2 separate regions of the Homo sapiens genome follow, and region 2 is linked to region 1. A link is a contact called in ENCODE Hi-C or POLR2A ChIA-PET data. All regions are on one chromosome and are shown on one strand. Each heading gives the region's core, a stretch centred on a gene start or an enhancer-like site at or near the end of the contact. The rest is flanking DNA. Distances are from core to core; before and after follow the strand shown.

The links. Hi-C counts contacts between places; a loop is a spot of excess contacts on that map. ChIA-PET counts read pairs that join two places held with the same protein, here RNA polymerase II (POLR2A). Pooled maps may share reads with other maps.
Region 2: a loop to region 1 is called in a pooled map, with 6 times the contacts of the local background. The contact joins the promoter of FBRS here to the enhancer-like site in region 1. A Hi-C loop is called at or near these places in 4 of 50 pooled maps. POLR2A ChIA-PET finds 5 or more read pairs at or near these places in 2 of 52 experiments (activated CD4-positive, alpha-beta memory T cell and activated naive CD8-positive, alpha-beta T cell).

What each region holds. Positions count from the first base shown.
Region 1 is chr16:29,698,001-29,705,876 of GRCh38, forward strand. QPRT (quinolinate phosphoribosyltransferase) reads left to right here. Exons shown (of 4, transcript NM_014298.6): 4 at 1-699. Among named protein-coding and RNA genes, the nearest start is that of QPRT, 23 kb to the left of the region's middle. RefSeq lists a silencer at 1,453-1,627, a cis regulatory region at 2,398-3,000 and an enhancer at 4,319-4,418. Within about 2 kb of position 4,516, at least 8 of the 41 ENCODE cell types and tissues checked have a DNase peak (open chromatin) inside an H3K27ac peak, as active enhancers do.
Region 2 is chr16:30,653,164-30,661,039 of GRCh38, forward strand. It overlaps FBRS (fibrosin), which reads left to right and starts at 5,268. Exons shown (of 18, transcript NM_001105079.3): 1 at 5,268-6,814; 2 at 7,100-7,279. The coding sequence starts at 6,356. It overlaps PRR14 (proline rich 14), which reads left to right. Exons shown (of 12, transcript NM_024031.5): 6 at 202-245; 7 at 1,067-1,176; 8 at 1,466-2,051; 9 at 2,188-2,257; 10 at 2,339-2,430; 11 at 2,705-2,776; 12 at 2,869-3,250. The coding sequence ends at 3,148. RefSeq lists silencers at 4,684-4,943, 4,974-5,053, 5,104-5,283, 6,104-6,333, 6,404-6,453 and enhancers at 5,534-5,983, 7,664-7,823.

The DNA.
Region 1 (7,876 bases), core at 3,266-5,765:
AAAGAAAGAGAGAAAGAGAGAGGGAGGGAGGGAGGGAGGGAAAGGAAGGATGGAAAGAAAGGAAGAAAGGCAGGCAAAAGCCCCAGACAGGCCAAAACCTTCATCCTTCATGCACCCAACCTGTACCAAACACCAGCATGGCCTGGCTGTGAGTGCACAGCAGATGGAGGTTTGCTGGGCAGAGACACTGGGCTGGCCTAGACACTGCCTTTGGTGATACCCTAAACCAAAGGGGCCAGTCCCACAGTAAGAAGGAGACCACTACTACTCCTGCTGCCCTCCTCCCCCCACCTTGCCTAGTTTACAAGACAGGAGGAAAGAGAGAAAGCAAAAAGTTAGAAAACAAAACAAAACAGAAGTAAGATAAATAGCCAGAAGACCTTGGCGACACCACCCGGCCCTGGTAGTTAAAAAAAAGTAACAATAATAATAATATCAACCCCTGACCTAAACTACTTGTGTTATCTGTAAATTCCAGACATTGTATGAAAAAGCATTGCAAAACTTTCTGCTCTGTTAGCTGATGCGTGTAGCCCCCAGTCACGTTCCCCGCTTGCTTGAGATATCATGACCCTTTCACGTGGACCCCTTAGAGTTGTAAGCCTTTAAAAAGGCCAAGAATTTCTTTTTCAGGGATCTCAGCTATTAAGATGCAAGTCTGCCAATGCTCCTGGCCAAATAAACCTCTTCCTTCTTTAATCCGGTGCCTGAGGAGTTTTGTCTGTGGCTCGTCCTGCTACAAGAGGACACAGCCCAGAGGTGCCACCTGCAGCTGCCCTGTCCCCTCTAATCCCAGCTCCACCCTGCCTGCTCCCGTCCTTCCTCCAGGGGGAACATGGACACGCTCAGATGAACCCCAGCTTCTTATGCCTGAACTGGGGAAACTGAAGCCCCATGGGACCAGGGGTTCCACTGGGCATCAAGGGAGGAAAGTTGAGCCCCGGGGTGATCTGGGAACTGGGATCTGGGATCTGGGCAGGCATTGGGGCCTGACAGAGCAGAAGTGAGGAGAGGGTACCAGGAGCTGCAAACTCGGTGCCTCCAGGACCTATTCGGATAAAATAAATGGGTGGAACTGGAATAAGACAAAGTGGGGGTGCGCTGTGGCCAACTGGAAAATGCTCGTTGCAGCCACAGCGTTCCATTAAAAAAGCGAAAGGAACCTGCCTGCCTGAGTCTTAAGCTCCCCCTAAACCCAGAAATGGGTTAGCCCTCCAGTATCCTCCAGCTCTGAGAGCTGGGGCGGGCACTCCATTACTGGGGGAACAGGAAATGGATCCTGGGCACTCTAGGGCAACACACGCCCTCCTTGCAGGGAAATGGATTTCCAGGCAGGGGAGATGCATGGGCAGAGGTGGCTTGGATTGTTTGCTGTAAGATTTGAAGCTGTGATCAGGAGGTGGCTAGGAGATGGGCTGGGTCCAGACCACAAAATGGTAGATCGGAGGATTTGGACTCTGTCTCATGAGTGAGCTGGAAATCAAGCTGGAAAATCAGATAAGCTTATTCGCAGCTTCAATCCAGTCCGTTGCAGAAGGATGCATTTGAGGGGGCTAGAGCAGCTGCAGGGAGGCCAGGAGGAGCTGTGGAAGAGGACTTGAGTGTGGGTCATGGCCATGGGGTTTGGAGAGAAGTGATACAGTGTCTTCAGAGCTTCAGAAGGCAGAGGGAGTTCGATGGCTCAAGGCAGTTGGAAGAGTTGGGTGTGACTGAGGGGGTGGGGAAATGGGGCATGCGTGGCAGGCAAGGACTCTTATGCATCACCTCCCAGTCCCTTGTCCATCTGGCTACACTTCCTCTTTGCCTGGCCAGCCTAGGACCAAGCTGGGATCATTTCCCCAGGATGCCCCACAGACAATGGCAAATGTGCCCATCATAGCAGTTTGTTTAATGAAAATGATATGCTGTTGTGAGTACGGGATGTGCCAGCAATGCTGGCTACTGCATGAGACGGGAGCTAGCAGGGAGCACCTTCATCCAGGGTGTGCAGGTCCCCTTCCCTCAGTTAATGCTCGTGGGGGCGGGCGTTAGCCTCTCCACTTACCGAAGAGGAGACTGAGGCTTTATAAAGTTAAGAGAGCTGCTTAGGGTCACTCATCAATAAAGTGGTGGAGGCCAGTCATGGTGGCTCACACCTGTAATCTCAGCACTTTGGGAGGCTGAGGCAGGAGGATCACTTGAGCCCAGGAGTTCAAGACCAGCCTGGGCAACATAGTGAGACTCAATTTCTATTTTTAAAAAATTATCCAGCTGTGGTGGTGCACACCTGTAGTCCCAGCTACTCAGGAGACTGGGGTGAGAGGATCGCTTAAGCCTGGGCAGTTGAGGCTGCAGTGAGCTGTGACTGCACCACTGCACTCCAGCCTGGGTGACAGAGGCCCTGTCTCAAACAAAAATAAATAAATAAATAAATATATAAAGTGGTGGAGCAGTTTGAATTGTGTCATTCACTCATTCAATATTTAACTGAGCATCTACTGTGTGCCAGGCACTATTCTAGACAATGAACATACAACGAGTAAACAGATAAAAATCTCTGTCCTCAGGGAGTCTGTATGTTGGGGTTGGGGTGGGGGCGGGGAAGAATAGACAATGAAAAAATACTTAAGGAAAATATGTAGACACCAATTGTCCTGATGGCCACCCCTGATGGCCACCAGAGGGCACTGCAACCACGCGGCCCTCCGTTCGTCTCTAATTCCAGCTCCCTTTCCGGATTCCGAAGGCAATAGCCAAGGAGGCTATGAATACGCAGCATAGCATCTGCTCAAGAATCAACGCGAGGAGGCATTGGCAGCAGTTTTTTCTCCACCCACTTTTCCAGCCTCATCCCCTCATCAGACCCCCATCCAACTGCCCAGGGTACCCCTGTGACTTTTCAAAGCCCCGTGTACTCCAGATTCACCAGCTACTCACATTCACTCCCAGCCACCCATCCCCTCCCAAATACTGTCTGGGTTACCCACCAACCCCATCCATCCGCTCACCTGATGCCTGTCCTCCTCCTCACCCACCCACCCGCGCCCCTCGCCCCTTCCACCTGCTGTCCTGCCCACCGGAAACTGGCCAAATTGTCCCATAGATTTTTTTTTTTTTTTTTTTTTTTTTGGATAAACACAGAAATTGACATTCCTGGTCTTAAAGCTTGAAACTTAAATTTGCCTTATCTGAGTTCCTTCCCCAGGAAACTGACCCTCAGGCCTCCCAGATAGCATCAAGGAACTGAAACTCCTTTTCTTTACCCCCCTCTAATTCCTGTTTTCCCACCCACAGCTACATTTGCTCCCCACTATATAAACCCCCAATTGGAGTTTGTTGGAGAGATGGATTTGAGACTTATCTCCTGTCTCCTTGGCAGATGTCATCTGAATAAAGCCTTCTTTCCTGGCGATACTCATTGTCCCGGGATCCCAGATCAGCTTTCTGTGCAGTAAGCAATGGGACCTAGACTGAATCCCTGGCGTTTCGGTAATACACCCATCCATCCTGTCCACCCCCACCCATCCTGTCCACCCCCATCTATCCTGTCCACCCCCGACCCATCCTGTCCACCCCCGACCCATCCTATCCACCCCCTTGTGCTTCCATCCACTCATCACTCTTCCCACCCCTCCGCCCACCCACCATCCGATGCTACAGAAGCCCAGAACTGGGGCACTCAATCTAGAGGTCAAAGATGGCAAGAGGTCAAACCAGATTGACAGTGAGTCACCTCAGTGGATATGAGTTTTAGTGTGCTGAGGCCGTGAAAGGTAAAAGCATTTAAAAACAGCAAGGCCAGGCACGGTGGCTCACGCCTGTAATCCCAGCACTCTGGGAGGCCAAGGCAGGTGGATCACCTGAGGTCAGGAGTTCAAAGCTAGCCTGACCAACATGGGGAAATCCCTTCTCTACTAAAAATACAAACTTAGCTGGGCGTGGTGGCATGTGCCTGTAGTACCAGCTACTGCTACTTGGGAGGCTGAGGCAGGAGAATCGCTGAACCCGGGAGGCGGAGGTTTCCATGAGCCGAGATCACACCACTGCACTCCACCCCGGGGAACAAGATCGAAACTCTGTCTCAAAAAACAAAAACAAAAAACCCACAAAAATTAGCCAGGCGTAGTGGCGGGTGCCTGTAACCCAGCTACGCAGGAAGCTGAGGCACAAGAATCACTTGAACCTCAAAGGCAGAGGTTGCAGTGAGCCGAGATCATGCCACTGCACTCCAGCCTGGGCGACAGAGTGAGACTCTGTCCCAAAAAAAACCCAGAGCAAACAAACAAAAAACACAACGGCGAGACATTCTTAGCAAACCAACTATCTGCAAACAATTCAACGTCGGATCTTTAAAAAAATCCCGCTGTGGCATTATGCTGCGGACACATACATTAATTTATGGCTAGCCCTTCAAGACAACCAGGTGGGTAAAATTATGTAAATGTTCACCGCCTCTATACTTTGTTCCAATGACTTCCTGAGTAATTGATTGTTTTGCCAATTACTCAGCAACATTTAAGACCTGCTTCCGGAGGCCCTAAGTAGCTCAGCATTCTAAGACCGAAGTACTGAAGAAAATCTGCCTGTGTGGCTGTGAATAACATCTCCATCCGTCACTGTGCACATCAGATTTAGGCCAGATAACGCAGGCTTTATTTATTTCAGGTACGCCTTGCGCTTCAGATCATGGGACTCTAGTATAGCACCCCCAGAAAATTATCAAGGGCAAAAAAATCATAATACATACCTCTAGTTCAGTGGGTCCTTGGATAACCTCTTTCCTCTCTCCTAGTTCTTCAGCTAAAAGATTCAGGAGCCTTAGCAACAAGAAGGAGCTATCCCACAAGTTGCATTATTCTAGATATTCGGACACTTTTTTTTTTTTTTAAGCAGGAGTCTTGCTATGTTGCACAGGCTGGTCCTGAACTCCTGTCCTTAAGTGATTCTCTTGCCTTGGCCTTCCAAGTAACTGGGATTACAGCGGTGAGCCACCGTGCCAGGGTTTTGGATGCTTTTTTTTTTTTTTTTTGAGACAGAGTCTCTCTTGTCGCCCTGGCTGGAGTGCAATGGTGTGATCTTGGCTCACTGCAACCTCTGCCTCCCGGGTTCAAACAATTCTTCTCCCTTGGCCTCCCAAGTAGCTGGGATTACAGGTGCGTGCCACTACACTCAGCTAATTTTTGTATTTCTAGTAGAGATGGGGTTTTACCATGTTGGCCAGGCTGGTCTCGTACTCCTGATCTCAGGTGATCCGCCCACCACAGCCTCCCAAAGTACTGGGGTTACAAGCGTGAGCCATCGCGCCTGGCCGGATACTTTTTAACCAAAGGAAAAAGCAAGCATCTTTATTGGAATAATATATCAATATATGCAGGTAATCAGACAATACCAGTCAGACAACACTGACTTCTTTTTTTTTTTTTTTGAGAAAGGAAGGAAGGAAGGCAGAAAGGAAGGAAGGAAGGAGGGAAGGCCGGAGGTGGTGGCTCATACTTATAATCCCAGCACTTTTTGAAGCCCAGAAGGGAGATCACTTGAGGCCAGGAGTTTGAGACCAGCCTGGGCAATATAGAGAGACCCCATCTTGACAAAAAATTTAAAAATTAGCCAGGCATGATAATTTGCACCTGTAGTTCCAGCTACCCAGGAGGCTGAGGCAGGAGAATTGCTGGAGCCCAGGAGTTTGAGGCTGCAACCAGCCGTGACTGCACCACTGCACTCCAGCCTGGGCGACAGAGAGATACCCTGTCTCGAAAATAATAAATAAAGGCCGAGTGTGGTGGCTCACACCTGTCATCCCAGCACTTTGGGAGGCCGAGGCAGGCAGATCACCTGAAGTCAGGACTTCAAGACCAGCCTGGCCATAATGGTGAAACCCCGTCTCTACTAAAAATACAAAAATTAGCCAGGCATGATGGCAGGCGCCTGTAATCCCAGCTACTTGGGAGGCCAAGACAGGAGAATCGCTTGAACCCGGGAGGCGGAGGTTGCAGTGAGCCAAGGTCGTGCCATTGCACTCCAGCCTGGAGAACAACAGCGAGACTTCGTCTCAAAATAATAATAAATAAATAAATAAATAAATATGTAAAAAGTCCCTTAACTGAGGCCAGGCGCAGTGGCTCATGCCTGTAATCCCAACACTTCGGGAAGCCAAGGAGGGTGGATCACCTGAGGTCAGGAGTTCAAGACCAGCCTGACCAACATGGAGAAACCCCATCTCTACTAAAAATACAAAATTAGCTGGGTGTGGTGGCGCATGCCTGTAATCCCAGCTACTCAGGAGGCTGAGAGAGGAGAATCGCTTGAACCCTGGAGGTGGAGGTTGCTGTGAGCCAAGATCACACCATTGCACTCCAGCCTGGGCAACAAGAGCAAAACTTCATCTCAAAAAAGCCCCTTAACTATAATCTAAGAAACAAAAAATATTTAATTTTTATTTTCTGCATGATCTGCTTAGTTTTCTTAATAAGCTGTGAACCAGAAAGGGAATTTGCTGCGGTTTGGCAGCCTTTTAGGTGGAGGATTATAGTGAATACATTTTTAGATTATTGGTATAGTAACTTCCCCAAAGGATGTAAGATTTTGAGGACTAAACCAAGTCCTGCACTTTCCATTCCAACCTAATTAATTCCAGTGAATGAAACATTCATTGGGGAAAGCACAGAAGATGCAGAAGAGCTGCTTACATGACCTGAGTCAACAATTCAGTGACCCTCTGCGTATAATAATCAAAATAGGGCCAGGCGCAGTGGCTCACACCTGTAATCCCAGCACTTTGGGAGGCCGAGGAGGGCAGATCACCTGAGGTCAGGAATTTGAGACCAGCCTGGTGAAAATGGTGAAACCCCGTTTCTACTAAAAATACAAACAATTAGCTAGGCGTAGTGGCGCACACCTGTAATCCCGGCTACTCGAGAGGCTGAGGCAGGAGAATCGCTTGAACCCAGGAGGCAGAGGTCGCAGTGAGTCGAGATCGCGCCATTGCACTCCAGCTTGGGCACCAAGAGTGAAACTCGGTCTCAAAAAAATAAATAAATAAAAATAAAAATAGAACAATAAAGTCCATTCATAAATTTTCTAGCATAGTTAACTTATCCACCTCCTCTTGCTTTTCGTTAATTAATTTAGTTATCAGAGTACAAAATGAAAAAGTAAAAAATATCCATTCACTCTCATTCCCATGAGGTAACCACGTTTAAGGAGCTCTGTGTTTTTAGTCCTCCTGGCATCTACACTTGAGTGGAAAAGATGATCATTTGTGGTTTTAAGCACTATTGACTCCCTGATGTGAAGAACAAAGAATGTATCTCACTCATTCTTTTTTTCTTCTTTTTTTTTGTGCTGTTTTTATTGGTAGTCTTCCTACTAGTTATCATCATAACTTTAAATGATATATTTAATCCCCTTTTCTTGAAGCATTGTTTTTATTTTTATTTTTTTACTTGTATTTATTTATTTATTGAGACAGAGTCTCACTGTGTCACCCAGGCTGGAGGGCAGAGGTGTGATCTTGGCTCACTGCAACCTCCGCCTCCTGGGTTCAGGCAGTTCTCCCCCTTCAGCCTCCCGAGTAGCTGGGATTACAGGCACCCGCCACCATGCCCAACTAATTTTTGTATTTTTAGTAGAGGTGGGGTTTCATCATGTCGGCCAGGCTAGTTTCAAACTCCTGATCTCAAATGATCCACCCACCTTGGCCTTCCAAAGTGCTGGGACTGGCCGGGGATGATGGCTCACGCCTGTAATCCCAGCACTTTGGGAGGCTGAGGCGGGTGGAAATCACAAGGTCAGGAGATCCAGACCATCCTGGCTAACACGGTGAAACCCCTTCTCTACTAAAAATACAAAAAATTAGCCAGGCGTGGTGGTGCATGCCTGTAATCCCAGGTACTTGGGA
Region 2 (7,876 bases), core at 4,018-6,517, 960 kb after region 1:
GTAGGAGGCCTGAGTCTTAGGTGGGTTTTTCTTGGGGTGAGGAGGATGGCATTTTAGGCGGCAGACACTGCCTGAGCAAAGACTATATAAAAACGTCTTTGGCGTGAACCCAAGCAGCTATCCGGGAACTGAAAGAGTCAGGATGTGGGGCACTAAGGGGGCTTTCCTGCCTCCCCACAAACATCCCCTATTTTTATCCAGGGCTTCATTGATGAGACCCCCAACTTCATCATCCCAGCACAAAGGTGAGAGGGCTGGAGTAGGGATTATCAAAGGATCCAGGCAACAGCCATCATCCAGGTAGCCAGAGCTAGGGGCATCGGGACTGACTGATCCAATCCTTCCTTGTGGCATCTTAAAAAGCCTTAAGGGGCCGGGCACGCCCATGCCTAATGCCAGCACTTTAGGAGGCCAAGGCAGGAGAATCGCTTGAGCCCAGGAGTTTGAGGCCAGCCTGGGCAACCACATCACTGTGACCATATCTCTACAAAACGTTTTGTTTATTTATTTGTTTGTTTTTGAGATGGAGTTTTTGCTCTGTTGCCCAGGCTGGAGTGCAATGGTGCGATCTCAGCTCACTGCAACCTCTGCCTCCTGGGTTCAAGTGATTCTCCTGCCTCAGCCTCCCGAGTAGCTGGGATTACAGGCATCCGCCACAATGCCCGGCTAGTTTTTGTATGTTTAGTAGAGACGAGGTTTCACCACGTTGGCCAGGCTCTTGAACTCCTGACCTCAGGTGATCCACCCACCTCGGCCTCCCAAAGTGCTGGGATTACAGGCGAGAGCCACCATGCTCAGACAAGATATTGTTTTAAATTAGTTGGATGTGGTGGTCCATGCATGTAGTTCTAGCCACTTGGGAGGCTGAGGTGGGAGGACTGCCTGAGCCTGGGAGTTCAAGGCTGCAGTGAGCTGAGATTGTGCCCCTGCACTCCAGCCTGGGCCACAGAGCAAGGCTCTGTCTCAAAAAAAAAAAAAAAGAAGAAGCCTTAAGGGATAGGGGAGTTGCTGGCTCAGGTGGGATACCTGGAAGTTCCCCTAGCCTTTACCTTGCCCTTCACCCCAGAGCTGAGCCCATGAGGATAGTTCGCCAGCCAACGCCTCCACCTGGGGACCTAGAACCCCCATTCCAGCCATCTGCTCTGCCTGCAGACCCTCTGGAGAGCCCACCAACAGGTAAGGACTTGGGTAGAGATCGGATGAGACTTGGGTGTCTGGGACATCCTAGTTGAGCTTGGAAGTGTCAGGTACAGAGTTGGGGATAGGGCTTAAGCCACCTCCCAGGGCAGGGCTTGGTATATAAAGATGGGATGTTGATGTCAGAGGCTTGAAGTTCAATTCTTAAATGCAGAACTTAGTGTTTTAAGGGTGGGCTAATTCCCCTGTGCACAAAGTTGAGCATGTGGGGAGGGGCTGAGACACTGCAGCCAAGGAATATCCACCTGTGACCCTCTCCTTTCCTCAGCCCCAGATCCTGCTCTGGAGCTCCCATCCACCCCACCACCGTCCAGCCTTTTACGCCCCCGCCTCAGTCCCTGGGGCTTGGCCCCGCTCTTCCGTTCCGTCCGCTCCAAGCTGGAGAGCTTTGCTGACATCTTCCTCACGCCCAACAAAACCCCACAGCCCCCACCCCCGTCCCCCCCAATGAAGCTGGAGTTGAAGATCGCCATCTCAGAGGCCGAGCAGTCTGGGGCTGCTGAGGGCACTGCGTCTGTCAGCCCCCGGCCCCCAATCCGCCAGTGGCGAACTCAGGACCACAATACCCCAGCACTTCTCCCTAAGCCCTCTCTGGGCCGAAGCTACTCCTGCCCTGATCTGGGGCCCCCTGGCCCAGGTACCTGCACCTGGCCACCTGCTCCACCCCAACCAAGCCGACCACGGCCGCGGCGGCACACTGTGGGTGGTGGGGAAATGGCCCGAGCCCCGCCACCCCCTCGGCCCTGTCTCCGGAAAGAGGTCTTCCCTCTCGGAGGAGTGGGAGCCTCCCCTTCTCTCACCACATCTTGCTCGTCCACGGCATCCACTTCCTTCTCCGAACCAGCAGAACCCAGGTAGTGCTCTCAAAAAACCCCCTTGAAGCCTGGCTGCAGCCTGGTCCCAGCCTCCTTCCCTGAGTATCCAGTGGGCAGGAGACGGGGGATAATGCAGTGAATCCTGTTTGTCCCTGAGCCTTGACCTTCTTGGCAGGTTGGGTTCAACCAAAGGGAAGGAGCCAAGAGCCTCAAAGGACCAGGTGCTTTCAGAACCTGAGACCAAGGTAGGCATTCAGATCGGGTAGAAGAGACTAGTGGGGGCCTGAGCCCATGTCACTCTTTCACCCTCTGCCCCATTTTTGCAGACCATGGGAAAGGTTTCTCGATTCAGAATACGCAGAACACCAGCCCGTCCTCAGCTAAACCTTACACCAATGGGACTGCCTCGACCAATCAGGTGAGGGGCTCACTGGGCATTGAGCCATCTTGGCCAAACAGATGCAGGCTTATGTCCCCTGAAGTATAGCTTTGTCTCCCCTCAGGGAGCACAGTCCAGCCTGAAAGATTCAATTCGGTGTGGGGATGGTTTGTGCTCAAAATTGCCTGTCTGCCTTATGTAGCACTCCTGGCCCTGACATGTCCCAGAAACTGAAATACAGACCAGGCCTTACCTGTCCCTTCAGGCCCCACTGGCCCAAGGTTTCTCAGTGGCCTCTGCTCTTTGCTCACAGGTTGAACAAGAAGGAGTTCAGCTTGGAAGAAATTTACACCAACAAGAATTACCAATCACCCACAACCAGGAGGTGAGACACTTGGAAGGCTAGAGGGTGGCAGAGGGAAATCTGGAGCTGTGGAGCACCCTGATAAAACCAGCTCCTCTCCCTGCCTTGTTCAGGACCTTTGAGACCATCTTTGAGGAACCCCGGGAGCGCAATGGGACTCTGATTTTCACCAGCTCAAGGAAGCTCCGGCGGGCTGTGGAATTTCGGGACAGCAGCCTTCCTCGATCACGAAGACCGTCCCGTGGGGTCCGGGCTGCAGGGGGCAGGACTGTTCCTCCCAATGTGGCCCCCAGCCCTGATGTGGGCCCCCTGCTCCAGCAGCGGCTGGAGGAGCTAGATGCCTTGCTCCTGGAGGAAGAAACAGTAGATCGGGAGCAGCCCCACTGGACCTAGGTGCCCCATCTGTTGGTCATCCATCCTGAAGGGACAGGAAACCTCCCAGGCAGTTATTTTTTTTTCTCTATATTTCTAGTAAAGTTTTCGATATGTTTCTGATTCTTTTGTATCTCTAGCTGAGTTTAAGATTGATTTGGCTGATGTTTCTACGTTGACCCCCAAAGGTCTGGGAACTGGGGCTGGTGCTAGAGATGGTGACAGGGGTTGGGTACAGAGTACAGGGAGGGGGTGAAGTGGTCACTTGAGATAGATAGATAGATAGATAGATAGATAGATAGATAGATAGATGATAGATATAGATGGAGTTCCGCTCATGTCACTCAGGCTGGAGTACAATGGCACGATCTTGGCTCACTGCAACCTCTGTCTCCCTCATTCAAGCGATTCTCCTGCCTCAGCCTCCCAAGTATCTGGGATTACAGGCGTGCGCTACCACACCCGCTAATTTTTGTATTTTTAGTAGAAACTGGGCTTCACCATGTTGGCCAGGATGGTCTTGAACATCTGACCTCAGGAAATCCGCCTGCTTTGGCCTCCCTAAGTGCTGGGATTACAGGCATGAGCCACCATGCCCGGCCTAGAGATACTCTCTTGCTTAGAGGATTCTCCTGTGTGGAGGGACACTTCTGAATCAGTGCCAGATGATACTGTGACCCTAGACCGTGGTCTGGGTTCTCCCAATTCATTTATATCAAGGAGACTGAAAGGCCTATAGTGGGTCAAGGCCTTGAAGATCAAGATGGCCCTGAATTCCTGCTAACATGCAGGCCAGGACCTGCTGCTGGATTCAAGAGCTACGGCTAGGCCAGGTGCGGTGGCTTACGCCTGTAATCCCAGCGCTTTGGGAGGCCGAGGCAGGTGGATCACAGGAGCCTAGGAGTTCGAGACCAGCTTGGCCAACATGGTGAAACCCCGTCTCCACTAAAAATACAAATATTAGCTGGGTGTCTTGGTGTGTACCTGTAATCCCAGCTACTCAGGAGGCTGAGCCAGGAGAATTCACTTGAACCCGAGAGGCAGAGGTTGTAATGAGCTGAGATCGCACCACTGCACTCCAGCTTAGGGAACACAGCCAGACTCTGTCCCCCCCAAAAAAACAAAACAAAACAAAGAGCTAAGAGTAATGGGCCATAATGAAGCACTCACGACGACTGTCATAGGTGCTTGACCTGCACATGTCCCTGCGACAGGGAATTAGTCATTTTATGGACGAGAAAGCAAGGCAGGCATGTCAGCGCGCTGTCCACTTTTAAAACGGTAACCCGGGCAACCGAAGGCCAGAAATGGCTGTCTCTTTTTTTTTAAGCCAGTCACATTGAGCAGTGGGGTGCATCTTTCATAACTGAGAGGCATCACAGGGCAGTGGCTGACATAGACGTGGCTAGGAGACTACCAGCCCGTCTGTGCGCGCATTCCTTTCCGTCCCAGTAAAATGGGGCTGACAGCATCTCCTTCATGGAATTATTACCAAACGCAGTCACAAACGCGGAGAAGCGCTCATGCAGGTGCAAGGCGTTTTCGAATTGCTAGCACTCGGGACCGCTGCCAGCAGCCGCGCCTGGAAGGGACGCGGCTGCCTGTTAGTGCGGCCGGCGCAGGCGCAGGCACAGCACGCGGCCGCTCGGGCCACCCCGGGCCGCGGAACGACTCGCAAGCAGCCAGCCTGACGGCGGCGCCGCCACGCGCGTGCGCGAGACGCCAGGCTGTCTGTGGGCCGCGCCGAGCGGCGGAAAGGCGGCGATGACTTAACTGGCTGTGGAACGGAACCTCTTGCAGCCGCGCGCCCCCCGGCGGCCAACCGCCCCCAACGCCTCAGGCCCCGCGTCTCCGCCCCTCGCCTCGACGCCATCAGGAGACCGGCCAATAAACAAACAGCAGGAAGAGGCGGGGCCCTGTAGTAACCGCCCCAAACACCTACTTCTAACCAGTCGAGTCACAAGACTGGGGGGAAGGGCGGAGCCAATCCGACGTAACCCAATCCAAGATTTGAGGGCGGTTACATGCACCCACTCCCTCGGGTTTGGCTCCGCCCCTCACCTTGACGTAGCCCTCCCAGCCTATCAACGACTGCGCCCGTTGGGGGTGAGGGGAAGGGGGCGGAGCGTGGGAGGAGGCCGAGAGAGGAAGGAGGCGTAGGCTGAGGAGGAAGAGGGAGGAGGGGTAGGGAAGTCCTGGCGGAGAAGCGCCCTAAGACTCCAAAGGAGACAACAGGAGTTTGTGCTGGAGCTCCCCCGCTGCCCATCGGCCGTTCCGGATCCCCTAAGGCCCAAGTCGGACAGAGACGGAGGAAAGGAGGAAGAGACTTTTATGTCGGCGGACAGGGGAGCTGTACCCGTCACCGTTGCCTCACATCCGGGGCTTTGGAGGGCTGGCCTCGCTGCCCCGCCCCGCCTCGCGCCTTTCATGGCGACCGGAGGCGGAGGCTGGAGGAGCTGGGCCCGGAGGAGGCCCCTTTAAATCTCCTTAAAGGGGTGGCCACTGAACTCGGCGGACTGCAACGCCAGCCTTAAAGGGGAAGCCGCCGAGCAGACGCTGACAAATTGAGAACTGTGCCGTTGGGAGAACTGGGGCGAGTGGGGTTTTTCTTTACGTCCTCCTCCCCCACACACAAGAAGTCTTTTAAATTCAACTTAAAGGGGAAGTGGCCGCTTGTGGAGGACTAGAAACTAACTCCGAGCCCTTAAAGGGACGGCCTGCTGTTAGAAGGACCCTGGACTCCTTAAAGGGGTGGCCTCTTTGAGCCGGAGGACTTGAGACACTTTTAAAGGGGAGGTCTGCGTTTCGGGGCGAGCTTTCGGCCCCTTTTAAAGGGGTGGCCCTTCCTCTTCCTCGGGGAGACTTGCATCGACCCCTGGCAGGGGGTGGCCACCGCACTAGGCCGCCGGACACTGTCGGGTCGTCTTAAAGGGGCCGGGAGCTGGACAACTTGGGGCCTCGCCTTAAAGGGACGGCCGCCCCGTTTTCGCCGTCGCGGCCCCGCCGAGCCCGCAGGGGGGGCCCTCGGGCTTGTCGCCCCGGGGGCGGCGCCGGCTCCCCGGGCCGTGGCCTTGGGGCAAGCTCGGGGCCAGCAGATCCGGCTTTAAAGGAGAAGCCGTGGCCCTCTCGTCACTGTGCAGCCGCCAGCGCCGCGCCTGCGACCCCGGGCCTGCGGACAGGCCGCTTCGGGCCCCGCCGCCTCCGGATGCGGCGCTGAGGGCGGTCGCCATGGAGACGGCAGCGGCCGCGGCCCCGGGTCCGGGCTGGGCAGCAGAGGGGGAGCGCCGACGGCGGCGCTGCTCGCGCCGAGACCGAGACCGGGAGCAGCGGCGCCGCCGAGGTCCAGGCGGCGACGCGCCCCGGGCCCTGTTGGCCGCCCCGCGCGGCTCCTCGTCCTCGTCGTCGCCGCCGCCGCCCGCCAGGCCTTGGTCGTCAGCTTCGTCTGGAGAGCGGCCTGGGGGCCCGAGACGCCGGCGGCCCCGTCCGAGACCTCGACCCCCGCGACCCCGAGCTCGGAAGCGGCCTGCCGGCTCGGGCAGCCGCGGGGAGGAAGAGGAGGAGGAGGAGGAGGAGGGGGGCGCAGACGACGGCGAAGCCGAGGAGGAGCCTGAGGAGGAGGAAGAGGAGGAGGAGGACTTGATCGATGGCTTCGCCATCGCCAGCTTCGCCACCCTCGAGGCCTTGCAGGTGGGGCCTAATGGGGCTAGGAGACTTTGGGGGTTTCCGAGGGGCAGCAAGGAGGGGGCAGTGCCCCTAGTGGGTGGAGTTGAGGGGGGAATGCTGGCACCCCAAACCAGAGCAACCGGCTCCTCTGGCCAGGCCTCTGCCCCGCCCTGGGGTGGGAGGAGGTAGAGCTCGTCTCTGGGGACCCGGTTTCCCGGCCCGAGGGGTACTTCGGCAACCTGGTCACCCCTAGAGGGGTTGGGAGCTTGCCCTTTTCCATCTATCTCAGCCCCACCTCCTCCTCCACAGAAGGATGCATCTCTTCAGCCCCCAGAGCGACTGGAACATCGGCTGAAGCATTCTGGGAAGCGGAAAAGGGGGGGCTCCAGTGGGGCCACCGGGGAGCCAGGGGACAGCTCTGATCGAGAGCCTGGCCGGCCCCCTGGGGATCGGGCCCGAAAATGGCCCAATAAGCGGAGAAGAAAAGAGGTGAGGTTGTCCCTTAAAACTCTTTAGGCAGAATGTATTTCCCACAGCCCCGTTTTTCATCAGCAACGCCACTGCCCCTTGTAAACAGAGACCCCAGTTTCTAAGGGCAAAGAGGCAAGCAGGGCAAATTTGAGCCCTTACTCATCCGGGTCTGACGAAGGCCTGTCTACAGTCAGGTGCACCTCCTTTTGCCTGGTTCTGTGTCTACTTCAAACGTTTTGATAATTCAGAGAGGCGTCAAAGGAATATAGTTGGGTCGTAAATTAATTGTGGTTCCTGCCCTTCCTCGAGGTGGTGGCAGTCCAGCAGAAAAGAAATAGCCAGCAAGCAAACACCTAGACCTTAATTTGAGAAGCTACAGAAGACAAAGATGGGGAGAGATGCTACAGAAACCCACATGAGGAAGCCGCTTGTGCTGCCTGGGGGATGGGAGGAGAGTTGTGGTTGGGGAAAGCCCCCTAGGATGTCTTAGTCAGGTCCTGAAGTATAGTCAGAAGTTTGCTAAGAAAAGACACGGGGAAAAGTTGTTTTGGGCAAGAGCATGAAGACGTGAGGACCCGGCGTATTTAGAGAATGGTGAGAGCACTGGGACCCGGG